2 separate regions of the Homo sapiens genome follow, and region 1 is linked to region 2. Evidence: read pairs that join two places in POLR2A ChIA-PET (ENCODE). Cell type or tissue: GM12878. All regions are shown on one strand. Each heading gives the region's core, and the rest is flanking DNA. Links, peaks and the distances in the headings are about the cores only. Region 1 has its middle 7.2 kb from the start of BCKDHB. Region 2 overlaps BCKDHB (branched chain keto acid dehydrogenase E1 subunit beta).

Region 1 (10,998 bases), core at 2,293-6,292, 110 kb after region 2:
ATGACTAGAAGTTACCAGGCAGACTAGGGAGAAAATGGCATTCCAAACTAAGAAGAAACCTGTATAAAGGCTGATAGGCATGAAGAGCACAGTGCATTCCAGGAAGAGAAAATAGCTTGGTGCTTCTAGATTCAGGGTGTAGGGAATGATACAGGGTTAACAGAAAAAGTAGGAAAAACAGATTAAAGGGAGATTTTGAAGGTCTAAGAGGTTTGAACTTTCAACTACATGCAGCCAGGAAAAACAAACAGAGCACCTGCCAGATTCACCTGTTTTGCAAACTGATTTTTTAAATTTTCCCCATCTCTACCACACCATTTGCCTGGTAACCATGAAAATGTCTATGTTATTACAGTGGGACTTTCCTCCATTCCCCTTGCCCTGGCCACATTTACTCAATTTGGGAAACTGTCCTTTTCTGGGAATTTTGGAAGTGTAGTTTAGAAAGAAAGATCAGATTATCTTTAAATGCCACTAGGAACTGCAAAAAATGGGAGTTTTCAGTAATTTCGTGAACCAGAAAAGGTGAAGAGTGTGATTATATTTGAGTTCCTGATTCCATTTATTCCCAAGGCCTAACTGCTTTCTGGTCCTGGGGTTCTATGAGACATCACCGTATCCTTAAAATGTATTCCCCTCTTTGTTTAAGCTATTTCCAATTGCAGAACCCATGACTATGGAGTTGGAATACAAAGCAAAGTTGCTCTTCACCCTTCAGAATGACTCTTGCATCACTTGCTCTCACTGAGCTTCACTACCTGTGCAACTTGTACCTGTTTAGTCTCAGCTTGCTTTTAGACGACCATTTTATATAGCAAGATGATAGTTTTGCAGTATTACATCCTGGCATCTGCCTCCTTTCAAACTCAAACAGAGGTATCATGGAGGCAGAAAAAAAAGAAATCAAATTATTGCTTTTGAATTTTAAAATAGATTTTAAACTTGATAGCAGAGACAATAATTTGAGAGAAAAGTTTGAATTCTACAGACTGGTTTCTGAGTATTAAACCTCAAAAACCTGAATGAGTTAGGAAACAAAGCTTAGGGCTAAAAGAAAAGATTGTAAATCACATACCAGTATAAGAGATGGTTTGTCTCACCTTCCATGGAGGTACAGCTATAGATTAGAAAGACCTGTAGGTATCCTCCTTTGTAGATGAACCTAGAAAAGTATCACTAAATCCTCAGGCTACCCAGCATGTCATGGCATTTGAAACAGCAGGATGCTTCTCCCATGTGGCCAAGAGAGATGCAGCTATGGCAACAAGATCCAGGGAACTTGAGGAGACCCAGCAATCAGAATGATAAGGACTTGTGTCTAGAATATACTGATTGAAAGTCTTAAACGCAACAATAGAAAAGAAAAATTACCCAATTAGAAAATGGGCAAAGAATTCTCATTCATTGATTGTGGCAATGCAAAATGGTATAGCCACTTTGCAACACAGTTTAGTTTTTTATAAAACTAACATATTCTCACCATGAAATCCAGCAGTAGTGCTGCTTGGTATTTGCCCAAATAAGCTAAAAATGTATGTCCACATTAAAACCTGTGCAGAATATTTACAGCAGCTTTATTCATAATTGCCCAAACTTGGAAGCAACCAAATAAACTTAATGGAATATTATTCAGCACTAAAAAGAAATATTAAGCTGGGTGTGGTGGCTCATGCCTGTAATCCCAGCACTTTGGGAGGCCGAGGCGGGCGGATCACCTGAGGTCAGGAATTTGAGACTAGCCTGGTCAACATGGTGAAACCCCGTCTCTACTAAAAATACAAAAATTAGCTGGGCGTGGTGGTGTGCACCTGTAGTCCCAGCTATTCAGGAGGCTGAGGCAGGAGAATCGCTTGAACCCAGAAGGCAGAGGTTGCAGTGGGCCCAGATCACGCAACTGTGCTCCAGCCTGGGCAACAGAGTGAGACTCTCAAAAAAAAGAAAAAAAAGAAAAAAAAATATTTAACCATCAGAAGACATGGAAGAAGTTTAAATTTATATGACTAAGTGAAAGAAGCCAATCTAAAAAGGCTACATACTATATGAATCCATCTATATGACATTCTGGAAAAGGCAAAATTATGGAGAGAATAAAAGAGATGAGGGGTTGCAAGGGTTGGGAGCAGGAAGGGATAAATGGAAAATCACAGAGGATTCTTAGGGTAGGAAAAATATTCTGTATGATATTATAATGGTGGACATATAAATATGTCATTATACATTCGTCCAAATGCATAGAACGTACACCACCAAGAGTGAACCCTAATGTAAACTATGGGCTTTGGTTGACAACTGTGTGTTAATGTAGGTTCCTTGATGGTGACAAATGTGCCACTGCAGTGCAAATGTTGATGATTAAGGAAGCTCTGTATTTGGGGAAAGCATATGGACATTCTCTGTACCCTCCTCTCAAATTTTTTGTGAACCTAACACTGCTCTAAAAAACATAGCCTATTTAAAGAAATGGACAAAGGATTTGAATGACATTTCTCCAAAGAAGATATGCAAGTGGCCAATGAACATAAGAAAAGATTCTCAACATCAATAGTCATTAAAGAAATACAAATCAAAACCACAATGAGATACCACTTCATATCCACTAGGATGATTAAAATAAAAAGAAATCTATAACATGTGTTGGTGAGGCTGTATAGCAACTGGAACCATTGTGCATCACTGGTGGGACTGTAAAATGATGCAGCTGCTATGGAAAACAGTTCCGCAAAATGTTAAACACAGTTATCTTTTTAATTTTGTTCTTCTATTTCTCTTCCTTTTTTGTTTTTTTAAACATAATTATCTTATGACCCAGCAATTCCACTCCTAAGTATATAACAAAGAAAAATGAAAAGGTGTATTCACCAAAGCTAGTACACAAATATTCGTAGCTGCACTATTCATAATAGCAAAAAAGTGGAAACAATCCAAATACCCATGAAATGATGAATGGTTAAACAAAACTGATATATCTGTAAATAGAATATTATCTGTCAATAAAGAGTAATTAAGTAGTGTTACATGGATGAACTTTGAAAACATTACGCTAAGTGAAAGAAGCCAGTTTAAAATACTATATATTATACAATTACATTTATAAAAAGTCCAGAATAGACAAATCAACAGAGACAGGAGGTAGGGAATGACTGCTAATGGATATAAAGTTTGTTTATTTATTTATTTATTTATTTATTTATTTATTTATTTTGAGACGGAGTCTCGCTCTGTCGCCCAGGCTGGAGTGCAGTGGCGGGATCTCGGCTCACTGCAAGCTCCGCCTCCCGGGTTCACGCCATTCTCCTGCCTCAGCCTCCCAAGTAGCTGGGACTACAGGCGCCCGCCACTACGCCCGGCTAATTTTTTGTATTTTTAGTAGAGACGGGGTTTCACCGTTTTAGCCGGGATGGTCTCGATCTCCTGACCTCGTGATCCGCCCGCCTCCGCCTCCCAAAGTGCTGGGATTACAGGCGTGAGCCACCGCGCCCGGCCTAAAGTTTATTTTTTGAGTGATGAAAATGTTCTAAAATTAAGTAATGTTGATGGTTGCACAACTTTGCTCTATGCTAAAAACCAGTGAATTGTACATTAAAAGGATGAATTTCATGATATGTAAATTATATATCAGTAGCACTATTATTTAAAAATTAAATTACAGAAAAATAAAGTTATATTTGCCCATCTAAATATGTTGATGAAGAGATTCATTCCCCCTACAGCATGTTTAACATCCAGTGTATTAGTTCACAGACTCTGTTCATATGAAATCGGTTTCAACTAAGGACTCGGGATAATGGAAAAGCTCCCTGATTTTCCTTACTTCACTGAATTACTAAGTGGAATGATCCTGTTGGAATCAAAAGAAAGTCCAGAATATACTCAAAGCCAATGTATTTGTTTCCTAGGGATGCTGTCACAAAGCAGCACAAACTGGTTGCAGGAACGTATTGTCTGCGATTCTGATCAAGTCCAAGATCAAGGTGTCAGTGGGACCATGCGCCCTCTGAAACCTGTAGGAAAATTCTTCTTTTCCCTTTTGTTGGTTCTCTGGAATTCTTTGTCATCCCTTGGCTTGCAGTTGCATAAATCCAGTATGTGCGTTTGTTACCACATGCCGTCTCCATATCTTTGCACAGCTATCGTTTTATAAGGACACCAGTCATATTGGATTAGAAGCCCACACTGCTCCAATCTAACCTCATCTTAACTTAATCAATTACATCTGCCATGACCCTATTTCCAAATAAGCTTAAATTCTGAGGGCCAGGGGTTAGGTACTGGGTTTGGGGGTAGGGGAGTGTCAAGCTCAACATATCTTTCAGGGGACAGGGGCATAACAGTCAGAGACTTGGTTGCAGGAACAGAAGCTAACTGGATGAATGCTTTTGATAAACTATGGATGCTTTTGATAAACTATTAGGAGGATGTTTACATGGTTAAAGAGTTTTTATAAAGTGTTTTGTGGATTTCTTCAAATATGACCTAAAGTCATTTGGAGAAGGGTTAAAAATCTAGAGATATTTGGTCTAGATAAGATTTTAAAAGTGATGTATTAACTCTCCCTCAAAGTTTGATGGGCTCCCTTGTAGAGGGGTTAAATTTACTATTTAGCTCCGGAGGGAAGAATAAGAAACAGGAAGAAGCAAATTCTAGTGTAATATAAAGAGCTTCTTATTAAGTAGACTGTCATGGGAAGTAATGAATTCTCTATTACTGAAATAGTCAAGCACGAAATGGATGAACACTATTGAGGGAGCCTCTTGGGAGGATTTATGCTTCATTTACAGGTGGTTTAGCGTACTTCTAATTTTAAGAATTCTGATTCTACTATTCACTAGTGTGTACTGAGAGCCTTGCATGTGCCAGAGACAGTGTTTCAATCAACATTATTTTAAGCCAACCCCTGGTCTAAGCCAGCTGTCCCATCCAGCATGTGAGTTATTCCTTCTTCCCCTTCCTCGGCATCTTGGCAACTTCTCTCTGGCTTCTTATCTCCTGCAGGGGCTTGAGATGCACTGTGATCAGTCTTCCAAGCACTTTGAACCATGCTATGTAGACAGAAGCCGTGTAAGCCAGTCACTGAAGAAAGGGCATCAAAAAGTGACATTATTGGAAGTTTGGGCTCAGCCCAGGGGAAGGATTTAGATACAATCAATGGCTCAGAAAACGGCTACAAATGTTAATATCTGCCTGTATGTATAACAGTGTTTTAGAGAGAGCTACTCATCTGTAAAAATACATACCAGCCCGGCAGTAGTGATTTTTTAAAACTTCCCCAGGTAATTTATGAGTACTGCTAGGTTTCTCAAAGCTTAATTAAAACTATGGCTTACATAATTGTGAATATTGGGACAAAAGAAATTTGAGACCCATATCTTACCTTACCTCCATCACAAACTTTATTGGGAACACCAGGTGGTGACCAGTGTGGAAAAAGAGAGAAGAGCAAAGGGGCAGACAGGCAGTGGTCACCACCAAAGACCCTTGACAATTTGATTTCCTCACCATGTAAAGCCACTCCTAAACACAGGTAAAATAGAAGTCAGCCTATGTCACATGATGCACACATTTAACCTACCCAAATTCACATGAGACTTTAAGTAGAGCAATTGATTCTTTCCTTTTTTTTTTCAAACAGTGTAAGCCCTGGACCAGTGGTGCTCCGCCTTGACTTCACGTTAGGATCACCTAGGGAGCTTTCAAACATGCTAATATCCAGACCCCATGTGGAAAACAGTGTTGATACAAATGTTTCTATTCCCTCTGCTTTTAGGAACTCAGGTAGATTGAACTTCCCTAGCCACCTGAAATCAGGCATAGCAATGTGTCTTGATTTGCCAGTCAATGAATTTGACCACAAGTACAGACGGGCATTCTTGGGTGGAAGAATTTAGCACCTGGTAGCCATTTCTCTAGTTCTCTTCCTGTGCCTCATCAGGTAGTAACATTTCAGAAACTAGAGCATCCATAAGCTGTTACTGGAATGACACTACATGGAGAATCACCTGTCCTTCTTCCATACTTGTTTCACCTGGAGCATGACTGAGAAACAATTTAACAGTGTATATTTTTATCTTTTAAAAATAGAACATGGCTTCTAATCACAAACCTACTTTACATGGTGTTCAGCTATTCTAACATATCCTAACTCTTCAGGAAACATTCTCAGTAATATAGTTACTAAAAGTGCATTTTTCTACAACATGATGCATAAATGTAGCTACACATTATTATTGTGGATTTAAACTGTTGTCAACTGTAATTTTAGCTAGTCACAAGTTTTATCTTGCACTTAGGTTTTGGAATCTAAACACTTAAAACTGATGCAACTCTCCTCTACTGAAGAAACACCAAAATCTTTTCTATGCACATTTTAATCTCTTAAAACAACTTGATGACAAGGTCTTGCTACAGTCACTTTACAGATGAGAAAACAGGATCAAAGAGATTAAACTGACTAAGCTGAGTTTAAGCAGTTTAAAGTTTTCCAGTCTGTATTTTTCATATTTCAAAATGTGTGGTCTTATGCTGTGTTTCTCAAATTTATTTCTCAGAGTAATCCCTGAGAAACTTGTTCAAATTTTAGATTCTCTAGGCCCCACGCTGAGAAATTCTTATTCAGTAGGCCTAGGGTAGACTATCTGCATTTCTAATAAGCTTTCCCCCATCCAGTGTCTTTGATACAAATAGTCCACATATCACACAAACCCTATAAACAACAAACAGCCTTTATATACACTGTGTTCTCTGTCCAGAAAAGAACAGCTACCACCTTTCCCCACTCACTCTTTTATTAAGTAGGGTTATTAGGTCACAACTACTGAAATCACTTCTTGCTAACTTACACAGAATTATGATTACTTTTCAAAATACAGGATGGCCCACAAAAATTGAAGAAAAAAAGCAGCCTCAGAAAGAACAGAAACCAGGATGGCCCCAGAGATTCAGGTAACAGGAGTTAATTTAGAAATGTGTGAGAATATTAAAACTCATAGGATGAATTGGCTCCAATGTCTTTATGTGATTCTGCTCAAGATTCAGTTTTTAGGAGAGAGAATCTGACTAGCTTAGATTAGTTCATTACTATCCCTTGACTAAGGAACAGTAGGGTATCCTACTGACCAAGACTATATACAAAGTAAAAAAGATTTCCCAGACATAACTCAAGGGACTGCTACCAACCAAAGGGAGAATTGATGCTTGGAAGCCAAAAAAAGACCTAATGACTATATAGTTATCCTGCCCAGGAAGTACCCATGTGGTCCCTCTAGTCATTAAAAAAAAGAAAAGAAAAAAACCCACTATGAAAGTACTTCCTCTGAATTCTTCAACATAGACTGGAAAATTGCCACTAGAAGACTACTTAAATATACTTAGGAATTTCTGTAGAAAATGGTGGTAAAGTTGAATATTCTTATATCCTCTCTTTTAAAAAGAAAGAGTAAAGGGGAGCAAATTAAACACACACATTTTACATATACAGCATAGTTAGGACAGAGACATCTACAAACTAAAAATTTATGGGAAAATGAAAAATAAACAGACAACATTTGGCTCACACAGGTAGAGGGAGTCTAGAGAAAGCTTTATTTGGAGCAGAAAGATCATCTGAATAGTCCTAAATCTACAAAAGAAGCTAAATTTATACCTTAAAATGTCCCAACAAACAAAACTTCAAGCCCAGATTGCTTCGTTGGTGAATTCTACCAAACATTTAAGTAAGAAATAATGCCAATTATATAAAAAAATCTTCCAATATATAGAAGAGAGGGTAATATTTTCCAACTCATTTTATGATAATATTAACCTAATATTAAAATCAGATAAAGACACTATAAGAAAAGAAAACTACAAATATTCCTCATGAGGATAGATGCAAAAATCTTTAAAAAAGCAAATATAATAAAGCAATATATAAAAATAACAGTATAACAAGGCCAAATGGACATAAGAATTCATAGGAATGTAAGGTTGATTTAACATTTGAAAATCAAGCAATGCAATTCACCATATCAACAGACTGAAAAAGGAAAAAGTAATCATTTTAACAGAGGTAAATGGAAAAAGTAATCATTTTAACAGAGGTAAAAAAAGAACATAGACAATAAAAAGCAGAGATTGTTAAACTGGATGAAAAATCAAGATCCAAATAAATGCTGTCTACAGAAGACACACTTTAGATTCAAATACTTAAACGTAAAAGAATAGAAAGATATATCTTGCAAGCACCAGCCATGAGAAAGGTAGAGAGGCTATACTAATATTAGAAAAAAATAGACTTTAAAACAAAAATACGGTTTCTACAGATAAAGAAGGATACTTTTATGAAGACAAAAGGGTCAATTCATAAGGAAAATATAAGCAATTTTAAACATATATGCACCTAACAACAGAGTACCAACATACACGGAGCAAAAACTGACAGAAATGATGGGAGAAATGGACAATTCTACAACAATGGTTGGAACTACAATAACTCACTTTAATAGTGGGTAGAACAACGAGGCAGAAAATCAGCAAGGAAATGGAAGACTTAAACACACTGTAAACCAACTAGACCTAACAGGTATTTATAGAACACTCCACCTAAAAACACCAGACTATATGTTTTTCTCAGGTGTATATAGAACCTTCTCCAAGATACAGTATGTGTTAGGCCATAAAGTAAACCTCAATACATTTAAAATAATAGAAAGAGTTATGCATGGTGGTGTCCACCTATAGCCTTAGCTACTCAAGAGGCTGAGACAAGAGAATCACTTGAGCCCAGGATTTCAGGCTGTAGTACACTATGATTACACCTGTAAATAGCCACTGCACTCCAGCCTGTGCAATATTGTGAGACCCCATCTCTAAAACAAAAAGGAAAAAGAGAATAGAAATAATGCAAAGTATGTCCTCTGACCACAATGGAATAAAGAATTAAATTACAAATCAAATGGGTCAAAAAATAAATCAAAGGGAAATGATATGGTTTGGGTCTGTGTCCCAGCCCAAGTCTCTTGTCAAATTGTAATCCCAAATATTGGAGGTGGGGCCTGGTGGGAGGTGATTGGATTGTGGGGGCAGATTTCCCCCCATGGTGCTGTTCTTTCACGACAGTGAGTTATCACAAGATCTGGTTGTTTAAAAAGTGTGTAGCACCTCCCCCCATCTCTCTTCCTCCTGCTCTAGCCACATAAGATGTGCTGGCTTCCCTTCACCTTCTGCCATGATTGCAAGTTTCTTGAGGCCTCCCCGGCCATGCTTCCTGTACAGCCCGCAGAACTGTGAGCCAATTAAACCTCTTTTCTTTATGAATTACCCAGTCTCAGGTATTTCTTCATAAGAGTGTGACAACAGACTGATACAAGAAATTAGAAAATACTTACAGATGGATAAAAATGAAGATACAACATATTAAAACATATGTAACTAAAGTAGTGCTTAGAGGAAAATTTACAACTGTAAATGCCTGATTTAAAAAGAAGTAAGATCTCAAACCAATAACCCAAATTCCTGGCCTAAGACACCGGGGGGAAAAAAGAATAAACTAAGTCTAAAGCAATCAGAAGGAAGGAAACAAGAGCTAGGTTTTTTGAAAACATCAAAAAAAATCGACAAACTTTAAGCTAGATTGACCAAGAGAAAAAGAGAAGAATCAAATTACCAGACCAGAAATGAAAGAAAGGAAATGATTTTTAGATGAAAGGAGTGAAAAGGATCAAAAGCCATAAGTAGGTGAGGAAATATAAAAGGTATCATCTTTTTTCATGTCTTAATTCCATTAAAAGACAAATGAGTATTTAAAGTAAAAACTATAGGTGGATGTGGTGGTTCACTCTTATGATCCTAGTGCTTTGGGAGACTGAGGTGGAAGGTTTGCTTAAGCCCAGGAGTTCAAGACCAGCCTGGGCAACATAGCAAGACCCCATCTTTAAACAAAAATAAAAAAATAAAATAAATGAAGTAAAAATTATAACACTGTGTTGTGGGGTTTGTAATGTATTTACATGTAAAATATAAGACAATAATAGGATAAAGGGTGGAGTATAAATGGAATTATACTCTCCAAGGTTCTTACAGTTTGCATGAAGTAATATGATATTAAATCTAAGTAGAAGTGATACGTTAAGAATGAGACCCCTAGAGCAATAATTCCTTACAATTCCTACAGCAACCACTAAAAAGTCTTTCAAAGAGATATAACTAAAAGATATAACAAAAAGATAAAACTTAAAAGAGAAATTAAAATGGAATAAACATTCAGCCCCAAAGAAAGCAACTCTATTAAAGATTCTTCATAGGGTTGCTATATTCAAAGGATCATCTTGTAAAAGAAAACTGGCTGTACAAATAAGTTAGTGTAAATTAACTGTTATATGCTATAATAGACACAGTGAGATAAGTAATTGGTTTAGATACCAGCTCTGTTTCTAGCTGAATGACCTTGAGTGTATCATTTAACCCGTCAAGTCTCATGGAGAGAACATTAAAACTACCTAGAAGGATGTCATGATGACAAAATCACATGATACATACAAGTTACTTGTACATACCAATCGCTCAATAAGTATTTGTTGAATTAATTTACATGTGTAAACACATGTAAAAGATGTATATGTGCCAGTTCCAGAAGAAAAGTCTAGTAATATTAACTAGGATTGTTTTTATTAAGAATTCATAATTATGGAAGATGCCTTATCTCTCTGGAAAACAGAAGAAAACAAACCCCACCACCCGCCCAAAAAAGTCACAATTACGGATTGTAGTAACTTGGTCAAGACACCAGGTGGCATGAGATAATAAAAATTATTACCACTTGCTACTATTCTTCAGAATACAATTGTACAATGATTTGCATACTACATATTTAAGAAAAGTTGCAATTTAAATTTTCTAAATCAATGTACAGATTTCAAGGTGCCTTTTGATTAGTTCACTTTCCAATAGCAATTCCATTTCAGCCTTTCAGTGTATCTGCCTTTGCATCTGCCAAATAATAACAGGCCAAGCCCCACACATTGC
Region 2 (10,998 bases), core at 3,100-7,099:
ATTTTTCAGATGGTTCAACAAATATTTACTGAGCATCTACTATATTCTAAACTCTTCAGGACTCTTGCAGATATAGCAATGAACATAATACACAAAATTCCCTGCCCTCATGGGACTTAAAGGAAGTGGCCAAGGGCTGTCAGGCAGGACAATCAATGTAGTAGCCACATCCCAATATAGCATCCAACAGCCTAGAACTTGTTCCAATTAGTACAACAACTAACTAGTTGTGATCATGACAAAGAAAATCCTACAGGAAGAATGACTTGGCAGGAGGGACCAACTTTCAAATTGTCAGCCATCCTGTTTTGGAACAGAGAAACAAACTATTCTCATCTGAGAGGAGGGCACCGCCCTACCTGTTTTCTCTGCAAGGTCAAACCATATCCAAAATAATTCCAAACTCACACAAAATGAGACCATTTTTCCCTATGCCTAAGGAAAAGCATTTAAGTCTAACAGATCTTTGAATCATTTCTTAGTTTTTTTTTATATTAGAGGCTTATTATAAGCATGAAAGAAATACACATAATTTTTAACATATGACTTAAAATGACTTTATTATAGTCTACCCTCAGAAATATAAACTACTCTCAACAATTAAACACAACATGTAACAAGAATAATTTTAAACCCATATATCCTTGTACGGTCAAGAAGACATATAATTTTACCTAGCAATAGTCTTTGATTACATTTTTAACTAAAGGTTTAGAGAAAAAGAAGAGAGAAAATAATTCTAATTTGTTGTTTTCAATTCACGAGATCATCAGTTATTCTGATATATAAGCTAAACCATTTAGGTTACATTATAATAATGCCCTAGAATAAAACTACTGTCATACTATTTATTCAGAATTATAACATATGTTTAATTTACAATGGCAGAGCCAGGCCCCGCTGTGGAAACCTAGTGGTATTAACCATGAAACTTGGCCTAAGAGAGGCCTCTAGTGGTTATAGGTAGTTACTAGCTCCCTTTCCATCCCAACCCCTCAACTGTTTGAGAATGTTCTTGATTTCATTAACTCACTTTCTGTCCCCCTCTGCTCCCCTCAAACAGACACAGCCTCAAACAAAATAGCTAGTATTCAGTCACGGAATTATTCACTTAAGTTCAAGTAACCAATTTTTAAAATGTATATTTTAACTGGCAATACTTAAATATTAGAGATTCTCTATAGACAAATTCTTCAACTTCTCCATAAAACCAGTTTAAAGCTATTCAGTCTAACAAATCAGAATTAAATTTCCAATTTAATCTATGGGTCTTCAGAACATCTTCTGCACCATTCACAAATACTTGGTGATTAACACCCAGGTGCAAATGCAAAGAGTAAACAAACTTGGTCCTTCATCCAATTACTAAGGTTTGACTCCTTCCCCATTCCAGCTCTACAATTTCCCTTTCCTTTTTTGCTGAAGACCTCTGCTCCCTGATCGTCTCCATTCCCACTAACTCTGCCAGCCTTAGTGCCTGTCCTGCTATTATCCAGTTCCCCCAGTGAAGTCTTCTATAGCAAGAATGGAAATAATTGGGGTGAAAGGATGGGAGGAAAGAATGCTAAATCTAAGAACACTGAGCCCTCCCTCCCAGCTACTGTCACTCCCTCATGCCACAGCTGAATTACTTCTAGCTCCTTTCCCCTAAGGCCTTATCCTGCTCCTATGATAGACTACCCCTAAAATATCTTGAGACTAGAGATGCCCAATATGTACCCAAAGAACAACTATTCATTTCTATGAGTATGTCTTCATCTTCTACTACATAACCTATGTTTAAAAGAGAAAAGAAAGGGAAAGCAGGAAAAAGAGCTGGAGAGAAAAATGGAGGGAACAGAAATGAAGATATTTTCTCTATCATTTTCTAATTTTGTTAAAATTAAAAAAAAAAAAACAAAAAAAAACACTTCCCAAGAACTTCAAAAAGGTAGGAGATTGCTTTGGGCAGAGAGTGAGGGGGAGGGAAGACTGGGAGACAGTATCTTGTAACAGGGTGTATTTGAACAGAGAAGAACCCTCATCTAAAGCAGTGCACAGTGGCTGTGATGGCTACGAAATTCAGGACAGACCCAGTTTTAAAAGCTGCTATACAAATAGTAACTCCCATCTATTCAGAAAATGTAATTATCCATAAAACTCATGTCTTAGAAATTAAGAATAACTGAAGTTTACTGTACAGTCAATTTCACTTTGCCTTTCAAAGTAGATAAATTGTTCCTATTCTAATAAGAATTCAAATAAATAATTTCTATATGCCATTATGAAACATAGACAACCATTAAGAAAAGTCAAATGCAAGGTCAAAGCAAAACTTAAAACTTTTAAATAAATATTTCAATTTAGAATAAACTAATGTATTTATTCATAGAATACTGTTCTAAAGTTACTTTTTAAACTTTTTTATGAGCACCAAGAAGAAGCACCAAATTGAAAACATTTTAATATTACAACAGTTTTCATAGCATTGTTAAACTTTCTCTTGCTAATATTTATTACTTTTCAGCAAGTATTTATTGAGCACCAATCCTATCACAGTCATTGTTGCAGGTACTGGGAATTTTTGAACCAAAAGACAAAAATTTCTGCTGTCACAGAACTTGGAAGAAAGATCAACAATGTAAATAACAAGAGTACGTAACATTTTAGCTCATGCTAATCACTACAGAGAAGAGGAAAGAAGGAAAAGGTGAAAGGAAGTCTTGATAGGATTCAGTATCACATAAGCTGGTCAAGGAAGGCCTTAATGGTATTTGAGTAGTGCCTAACAGAATGATGTTGCAGGAAGTCAGGGAACCCGAATGGAGGGGCCAGCTGGAGCTGTGGCACAGGAACATAAATTGTGAAGATTTCATGGACATTTATCAGTTCCCAAATAATACTTTTATAATTTCTTACACCTGTCTTTACTTTAATCTCTTAATCCTGTTATCTTCGTAAACTGAGGATATATGTCACCTCAGGACCACTCTGATAATTATGTTAACTGTATAAATTGATTGTAAAACATGTGTGTTTGAACAATATGAAATCAGGGCACCTGAAAAGGAACAGAATAACAGTGATTTTTAGGGAACAAGGGAAGACAACCATAAGGTCTGACCACCTGCGGGGTCGGGCAAAAAGAGCCACATTTTTCTTCTTGCAGAGAGCCTATAAATGGACATGCAAGTAGGAGAGATATCGCTAAATTCTTTTAAGGAATATTAATATTAATACCCTGGGAAAGGAATGCATTCCTGGGGGAAGGTCTAAAACAGCCACTCTGGGAATGTCTGTCTTATGCAGTTGAGATAAGGACTGAGATACGCCCTGGTCTCCTGCAGTACCCTCAGGCTTATCAGGGTGGGGAAAAACTCCGCCCTGGTAAATTTGTGGTCAGACCGGTTCTCTGCTCTTGAACCCCGTTTTCTGTTGTTTAAGATGCTTATCAAGACAACAGGTGCACTGCTGAACATAGACCCTTATCAGTAGTTCTGCTTTTGCCCTTTGCCTTGTGATCTTTGTTGGACCCTTGTCAGTGGTTCTGCTTTTTCCCTTTGTCCTGTTCCCTCAGAAGCATGTGCTCTTTGTTAGACCCTTATTAGTAGTTCTGCTTTTTGCCTTTTGAAGCATGTGATCTTTGTATCTACTCCCTGTTTTACACCCCCTCCCCTTTTGAAGCCCTTAATAAATAAAAAACTTGCTGATTTGAGGCTCAGGTGGGCATCACAGTCCTACTGATATGTGATGTCACCCCCGGTGGCCCAGCTGTAAAAGTCCTCTCTTTGTACTCTTTCTCTTTATTTCTCAGCCAGCCAACACTTATGGAAAATAGAAAGAATCTATGTTGAAATGTTGGGGGCAGGTTCCCCTGATAGAATAACAGAGTGAATGAAGGGGCTTGCTGGAGAAAGAACATTTTCTAAAGGGTGGATGGGTGGTAGGAGGTGGAAAGCGATGAAATCAGGTAAATTCTTGTAGGCCATGGTAAGGAATTTGACTTCTCTCTCAATGGGAAATCACTGAGGCTTTTTGAAACTAGAAGGAACATGATATGACTCAGATTAAAAGTATCAACTCTGCCTATGGCAAGGAAAGGTCAGAAGCGCAAGACAGTTGTTAGGTGGCTATGGCCAAAACCCAGGAGAGAAATGCTAGTAGTCTGCAGCAGGATCAAGCAGTGGTCAGATTTTGGACATATTATGTAGGCAAAGCCAGCAGGATATGCTTTGGAATTTAATCTGGGAGGCAGGACACACCAGAAAAAGATAAATTAAAAAGACTGTACGGTATAAAGGCAAATTCTTATACATTTTAATAATTAGCATAATTTAATCTTCAGGTAAAGTTTAAACATGTCAGAATTATAAGTGTCAGTTTTTTCTTCTCTATAGATATGTGAAAATCACCTAGACCTTGTAAATGATTGTGCTTCAGTTCTTTTTTTGCAGTGTTGTTATGTAGTTGATTCTAGATTAAATGACAACGATGCTTGAGAATCTGAGTTTCTTTCAAAGCCTTTTGTTTATTCTCCTGCCAAAATCAAGTTCTTATTTTTGAAGGCACCTTCTCTGAATTTCTCCTTATTTAAGAAAAATCTTCCTTTCAAGCTTGACAGCACCTCAACAGCTATTCGGCCTGGCCACTGTTTTGTTAACACGGCAGCTCACTTTTTAACTCATTTTGAATGTGGTCTGCATGTCAGCAGGAAAGTCCATTAAAGCCCATAACCCTAACCACTGTTCTTACTCCTGGGAAGGCTTGAGAGAGAACAGCCCTACTTATGAGCTCCTGTTTCACATCAGCATGACAGCTGAGCTGAGTTGCAGGGAGAAACTGAACGAAGGGTGTGGACAGAGCTGCATGATAAAAGGAAAATCTTCCTGGCTAAGGACACCAAGGCTCTCTCTCCCTGAGTCCATAAAAGGGCTCACTACAATGTGAAGTAAAGGAAATGAATTAAACAGAAGATAGTGCTTCTTTTTATTTCTTTTTTAAAAATTTTGTTCAAGTTTAACATATATACAAAAAAGGTGCACCAAATGAGTGTTCGGCTCAGTTTTCAAAAATTTAACCTGAATAATCAGCACTCAGAACAAGAAACTGTTACCAGCAACTCATAGCCCTTACACACTCTTCCAATTATTAACCACTCTCATGATAATCACTAGCCTGACTTCTAACATCATCAATTAGTTTTGTCTATTTTTTACCTCTATATAAAATAAATCATTCAGTATGTACTTACTTGAGTCTGGCTTCTTTGTGTTTATGAGATGAATATACATTATTCCATTACATTTTTAGTTCATTTATTCTCATCGCTGAACAATATTATACTTATTATTGATCCATTCTCTAGTTGATGAGTACTTCGGCAGTTTACAGTGTGGGGCTACTAGAAGTAATGTTCCTATGAACGCTTCTGGTTTTTTTTTTTTTTTTTTTGTATATTTCTTCACATATACACATACAGGATTGGAATTGCTAGGTTATAGGGTTCAGGTAGATACTGCCAAACAATTTTCCAAAATGGTTGTACAAATTTATGTTACCAACAATAGTCTATGAGAGTTGAATTGCTCCACATTATTGCCAACACTTAGTGTACCTTTTCAAGACTGTTACCCATATTTCTATTGGATATTGGTCTTTTCTTTTTGATTGTGTAAGTACTTTATATTTCCAGATATAAGTTTCCTTGAGTTTCTCCAAATCTGTAATTACCTGTTTACTCTCTTATTGGCACCCTTTTGATGAATAAATTTTCTTAAATGTAATGAAGCACAATGTTATCAGCCCTTTTTTAACGTTAGTGTTTTATTAGTGCACAAGATCACATGAACATATTCACCTATGCTTTCTCCCAAGAGCATTATTTTTTCCTTTCACAATTAGATCTGCAACTCAGCTGTAACTGATGCTTGTGTGGTAAGAGTTAATATAATTATTTTTCATAGTACCCAAATGAATCAACATCCTCTATTGAGAAAACTACCTCTTCCTCTCAAAATTGCAAAGTCACCTTTGTCCTGAATCAGATAACCAGCAGGTCTGTTTCTAGACTCTTATTTTATTCCATTGGTCTATTTGTGTATTTTTATACCTATATAATGTTATAATTACTACAGCACTAATAACACATCTCAACATTTGATAATTAAGTCCTCCAGTTTTGTTCTTCTTCAAGATTGCTCTGGCTCTTCTTGGCCTTACAATCCACTAACATGCTATATGCTTCAGTTTATGGGCCTTTAATTTTCCTAAATAATATTCTGTGATTTTCTGTGTAAAGTTCTGACATACGTATCACGAAATTTTTCCCTAGACAGTCCTAATATCAAGAGGAAAGCTGTCAAAATTTCACTAGGAATTATAATTTTTGCTGCAGGCATTTTGCAACTAATCTTCACCAGAGTAAGATAATTATCTTCCATTTCTAGGTTGCTATGAAATTTTAATCATGAATAAATATTGAATTTTAATAAATACTTCTCTTGCACTACCAAGGTAGTCAGGTTTTTCTTCCTGTTTTCTGTTAACATGAGGAATTGTATCAACTGCTTTGTGAATATTTATGAACATTATGTGCTCTACATTTATTTTAAAAGCTGTCTATAATTTTCCTTTCTTATACTGTCCTAAATACGTTTGATATTAAGATTATGCTGGCCTTATAAAAAGAATTTGAAAGTTTTCTCTTTGATTCCACTCTCCGTAAGGGTTTGCATAAGGACTACATTTTAGAGAATTCACCAATAAAGCCATTTAGGCCTGGGGTTTTCTCTGTATGAGAGTTAATAACATTAAATTTAATTTTTTAATAGATCATGACTATTCAGATTTTCTAATTCCTCTTGTATCAATGTTGAATGACTTATATTTTTCCAGAAAATTGTCAACTTTACTCAAAACTTATTTGTAAAATTATTCATAACATCCTCTTTGTCTTACCATTGTCTGTGGGCTCTTCATCATACAAACAAATATTTGTCCTTTGTTTCTACCCTATTTTTTCCATTAGTTAAAAGTTTATCAATTACATTAATCTCTTCAAAGATCTAAATTTTACTTTATTAAATTTCTCTACAGATTCAATTTCAGTAATTTCTGCTCTTAATTACTTCATTTCTTCTACTTTCTCTAGGTTTGATTTTCTTTCTGGAGATGGAAATTCAGATCATTAATTTTTTTAATTCTTATTCCTATTTCCTAAATTTATATATTTACAGCTATAAAGTTTCCTCTGAGCATGGCTTAAGCTGGTTCTTGAAACTTTTGATATATTCTATCTTCATTAACATTCAGTCCAGTTTCTTTTCTAATTTTTGAGTTTCTTCTGTAATCCACGGTTATTTAGAGTAAGGTACTTAATTTGTAGGAAGTCGAGGCTTTTCTAGTTGTCCTTTTCTTTCACTTGATTTCTAACTGAATTCCACTATTGTTAGAGAACATAATCTCAATGACTCCAAGCTTTTGGAATTTTTTAAGGTTATATTTATGCCCCAGCATTTGGCCAATTTTGACAAATGCTACATATTCTATTGATAGTTTGGTGCACAATTAGGACAACTTTACAAATTGCTTTGTTCAGATCTTCTATACACTTCACGAGATTTTGTCTGCTTGATTAAGCAAGATTTAAGAGGGATGTCTTAAAGTCTCCTGCTGTAACTGTGAATATGTTCATACCTCTTCTGAGTTCTGTGTTTTCTTTGTTTAGTTTATGGCTTTATTTATTTTCAAACTATGTTATTAAGGATGAAATAGACTTAGGATTATGATATATTTAAGGTGGACTGGTCCCTTTGGCATAATGAAATGCTCCTTTTCACTTCTAGTAGTCCTTTTTGCCTTAATGCTTTATTTGAAATTAGTGTATCTACACCAGCTTTCTTTTTCCATCCTTTCATTTTCAACATTTTGATGTCCTTATATTTAAAGTATGCCTTTTTTAAGCTACACATGGTGGTGGTAGTTGTTTTTCATGAAGTCTGAGGATCTTAGACTTTTACTAGGTTTATTTAATCTTTTTGTATTTAATTTAATTACTTCTATATTTGGGTTTATATCATCTTATCATCTGTTATCTATTGACCCATCCATTTTTCATACTTATTTATTTTGGATTAACCAAATATTTTTATTAATTTATAGTTCTCTTATTAACTTGCTAGATATGCATTCATTCCCTGTTATTTCAGTTGTTACACTGGAGATTATAACTTGTATCCTTGATTATAACCTAACCAGAACATTACACTTCATAATAATCCTAGAACAACAGAATATTTTAACTCCATGTAAGACCCCCTAGCTTTTGTGTTTTTATTGTCTTACATTTCAATTCCATATATTTAACTTAAACTTCACTAAACTTAAACTTTCACAGAAAATTATGACTACTGTTTCGGATAATCAATACTAAGCTATAGTGTATGCTCTCCTCCATATTTTCTTTTAGAATCATTTTCCTTCTGCCAAAGGGAGCTCCCTTGCAGTACCTTCTTTTAGTGAGAGCCTGCTAGTGATAAATTCTCTCAATATCTGTTTGCCTAAACTATTTTTATTTCATCTTAATTTTTAAAAGATATTTTCACTGAATATAGAATTGTAGGCTAGCACAGTCAGCAATTTAAGATGTTATGCCATTGTGCATACAGGTGTGGTTTTCTTTGAATATAATCTTAAAAGTTAACAAAGCTTGTGTAATGATGTTCTGAAATCTTCATGAGAATTTTTTTTTAGATACTGTTAGAGATTTTCTCTCTCTTCTTTTTCTGGAATTCAAATTGTATATAAGACAGATCTTTTGACCAGATCCCAAATGTGTTTTATCCTCTTTTCTGACTTGTGCTTCAATTTGGACATTTTCTATTAACTAGCCTTCCAGTTCATTATTGCTATCATCTACTGAGTCCGATATGTTATAAGCCTATTCATTGAGTTCTTATTGTCAGATATATATTTCTCTGATGGCTCCACAAAGTTTACTTGATCCATATACATACATGTACACACACACACACACACACACACACAAACTTTCTAGGGTAATTCTCCACCCTCTTACCTCTTTTGTTCCTTATTTTCTCTATGTTCCTAAGCATAACAATCAAGATGTTCTTGTCTGCTAACTCCAATATCTGGATCAGCTGTGCTTCTGCTTTTTATTGTTTCTTTCCCCTTTGTTATTGATCAAATACTCCTGTCTCTTCATCTACTTAGTTTTTTATTGAATGCTGGTTTATAGAAGTTCCAGATAATGAGAGGATTGACTCCTTGGCTCTGCTGCGCAGATAGAGTAAAAGTACATAATTCAATAAAAAATTCAAAGGGGTAGAGGCTGTATTGTGGGTTTGAGATGACCTGGTCTACATCTGGTTTGCCTCTAATTGTAAGACCTAACTCTCCATGGCTTTCAATTGAGAGTATGATGGGTCTTTGTCACTTCATTACCAAGTGATAGCTTCACTTTCCAGATATTTTCTACTTACCTTTCACCATTCACACCTTTAGAATTTGGCAAATAAAAGGTCAAGTATGTGTTTAAATCCCCTCAAAATTTCAATTTTGTCACTACAGCCCCACAAAATATGAGTTCTATATACCTGGATTCTACACACCTGGTTGAGACCAAATAGCAAGTGTAGCCAACTAAAAAGCAGCTATAGGTCATCGGTGTCAACATGCCACTCATTTCAGGGCTTTGAACTCACACAGCTGATTCTCTTAAGCCAATCCACCTACACACACACACACACACACACACACACACACACACACACACACCCATGGCACAGGGTAGGTCTCTGTCTCTTAAGCACTTCAAAACTCAAGAATTTTCTACTGTGCTTTTCAGAAGTCTCCAGCTTAGCTTTTTAATATCAAGTTCAGAATTGAGTGGAAAAACTAGCTGTGGTTTCTAGGACCATTTAAGTCTCTAATTTTTTAACTCCCTTGAGCAACAGTCAAAGACTCTGCTCCTTTCTCTATCCCCGAGCAAATATTTATTTTGGTTTATAACTTCCAAACCATGTATCAAGGATTAAGCAAGAAGTATGAATTCCTCAAGTGTCCCAGAGGCATTTTAGTGTATAGAGTATGATAATGTGTGTTCAACGAATCGTTTTTGCCTTTAATATGCTTTCTTTTCTTGATCAGGCGTTCCAAAAGATATATATTGGGGTTTAGTTGACACACAACGAATAAAACTCAGCGATCTAATGAGTCATAAGACAAAAACAACTGATAAAACACAGCTAATTAAAAGAGATTATAATATAAATTTTGGTTACTATAGAATTCATCAAGATGAATTAAAAAAGCTTCACTCTGGGGGAAAAAAAACCCTCATTTTCCATATAAATATTTGGTTATAGGGCCCTCTTCTTTAAAATCATCTCTAAATCCTAGCAGGAAAAAGCTAAGTATCAAAATTTTACCTCTTTTGATACATCAAAAGAAAACAGGAGAGGTACCATCATCAGCAACGAAGAGAGTCTCAAATAGACCCAAAGCAATCAAGAAGCTGGCTTTCACTGTCACAACCGGATGAAAGCATCCCAAAACAAAACAAAATAATGACGCTAATAAGTCAGAGGTCTGATGCATCACTTTCTCATTCAGTAGAGATCGCTTGTCTCCTCTTTCATCTTTCCCAGTAGGATAGAGCCCTAAGGAAAATGGATCTGCATTCTAGGATCAGACAAAGATGCGACCAACAGATTTAACACAGTGATGCAAAAGCAAACTGCTATCGATGTAAATATAAACAACTTCACCCTTCTTTCTGCCCCTAACTCTACTCTCTTTGCTTCCACGGTTGCCAAAATGAAGTATTAGTATACTTGTGCTTTACAATAAGCTGCTACAAATGCTTTTTGAATGTTTAAGGTATTATTTATATATATATAGATAGATACGTAAATAAAGTTCTAAAAGTGCTTGCCCTGACCATATGTGAATGCCCTCCGCACTGCGCCATCATAAAACATCATATCCCCATACAAAAGC

What was found. ChIA-PET counts read pairs that join two places held together with the same protein. Peaks named below come from ENCODE experiments on the same cell type or tissue, not always from the same donor. Only the 100,000 strongest peaks of a DNase experiment are listed, where the experiment ranks them.
Region 1: POLR2A ChIA-PET joins it to region 2 with 8 read pairs; 3 of 35 experiments call an interaction of 5 or more read pairs at or near these places.

Annotation. Positions count from the first base shown.
Region 1 is chr6:80,093,987-80,104,984 of GRCh38, reverse strand. No RefSeq gene overlaps it. Among named protein-coding and RNA genes, the nearest start is that of BCKDHB, 7.2 kb to the left of the region's middle. In GM12878, for the core only: no CTCF peak of the experiment used is centred there; no DNase peak of the experiment used is centred there.
Region 2 is chr6:80,204,568-80,215,565 of GRCh38, reverse strand. The region is part of intron 8 of BCKDHB (branched chain keto acid dehydrogenase E1 subunit beta); the gene reads right to left. Among named protein-coding and RNA genes, the nearest start is that of BCKDHB, 100 kb to the right of the region's middle. RefSeq lists a silencer at 3,280-3,474. In GM12878, for the core only: no CTCF peak of the experiment used is centred there; a DNase peak (open chromatin) is centred at 4,733.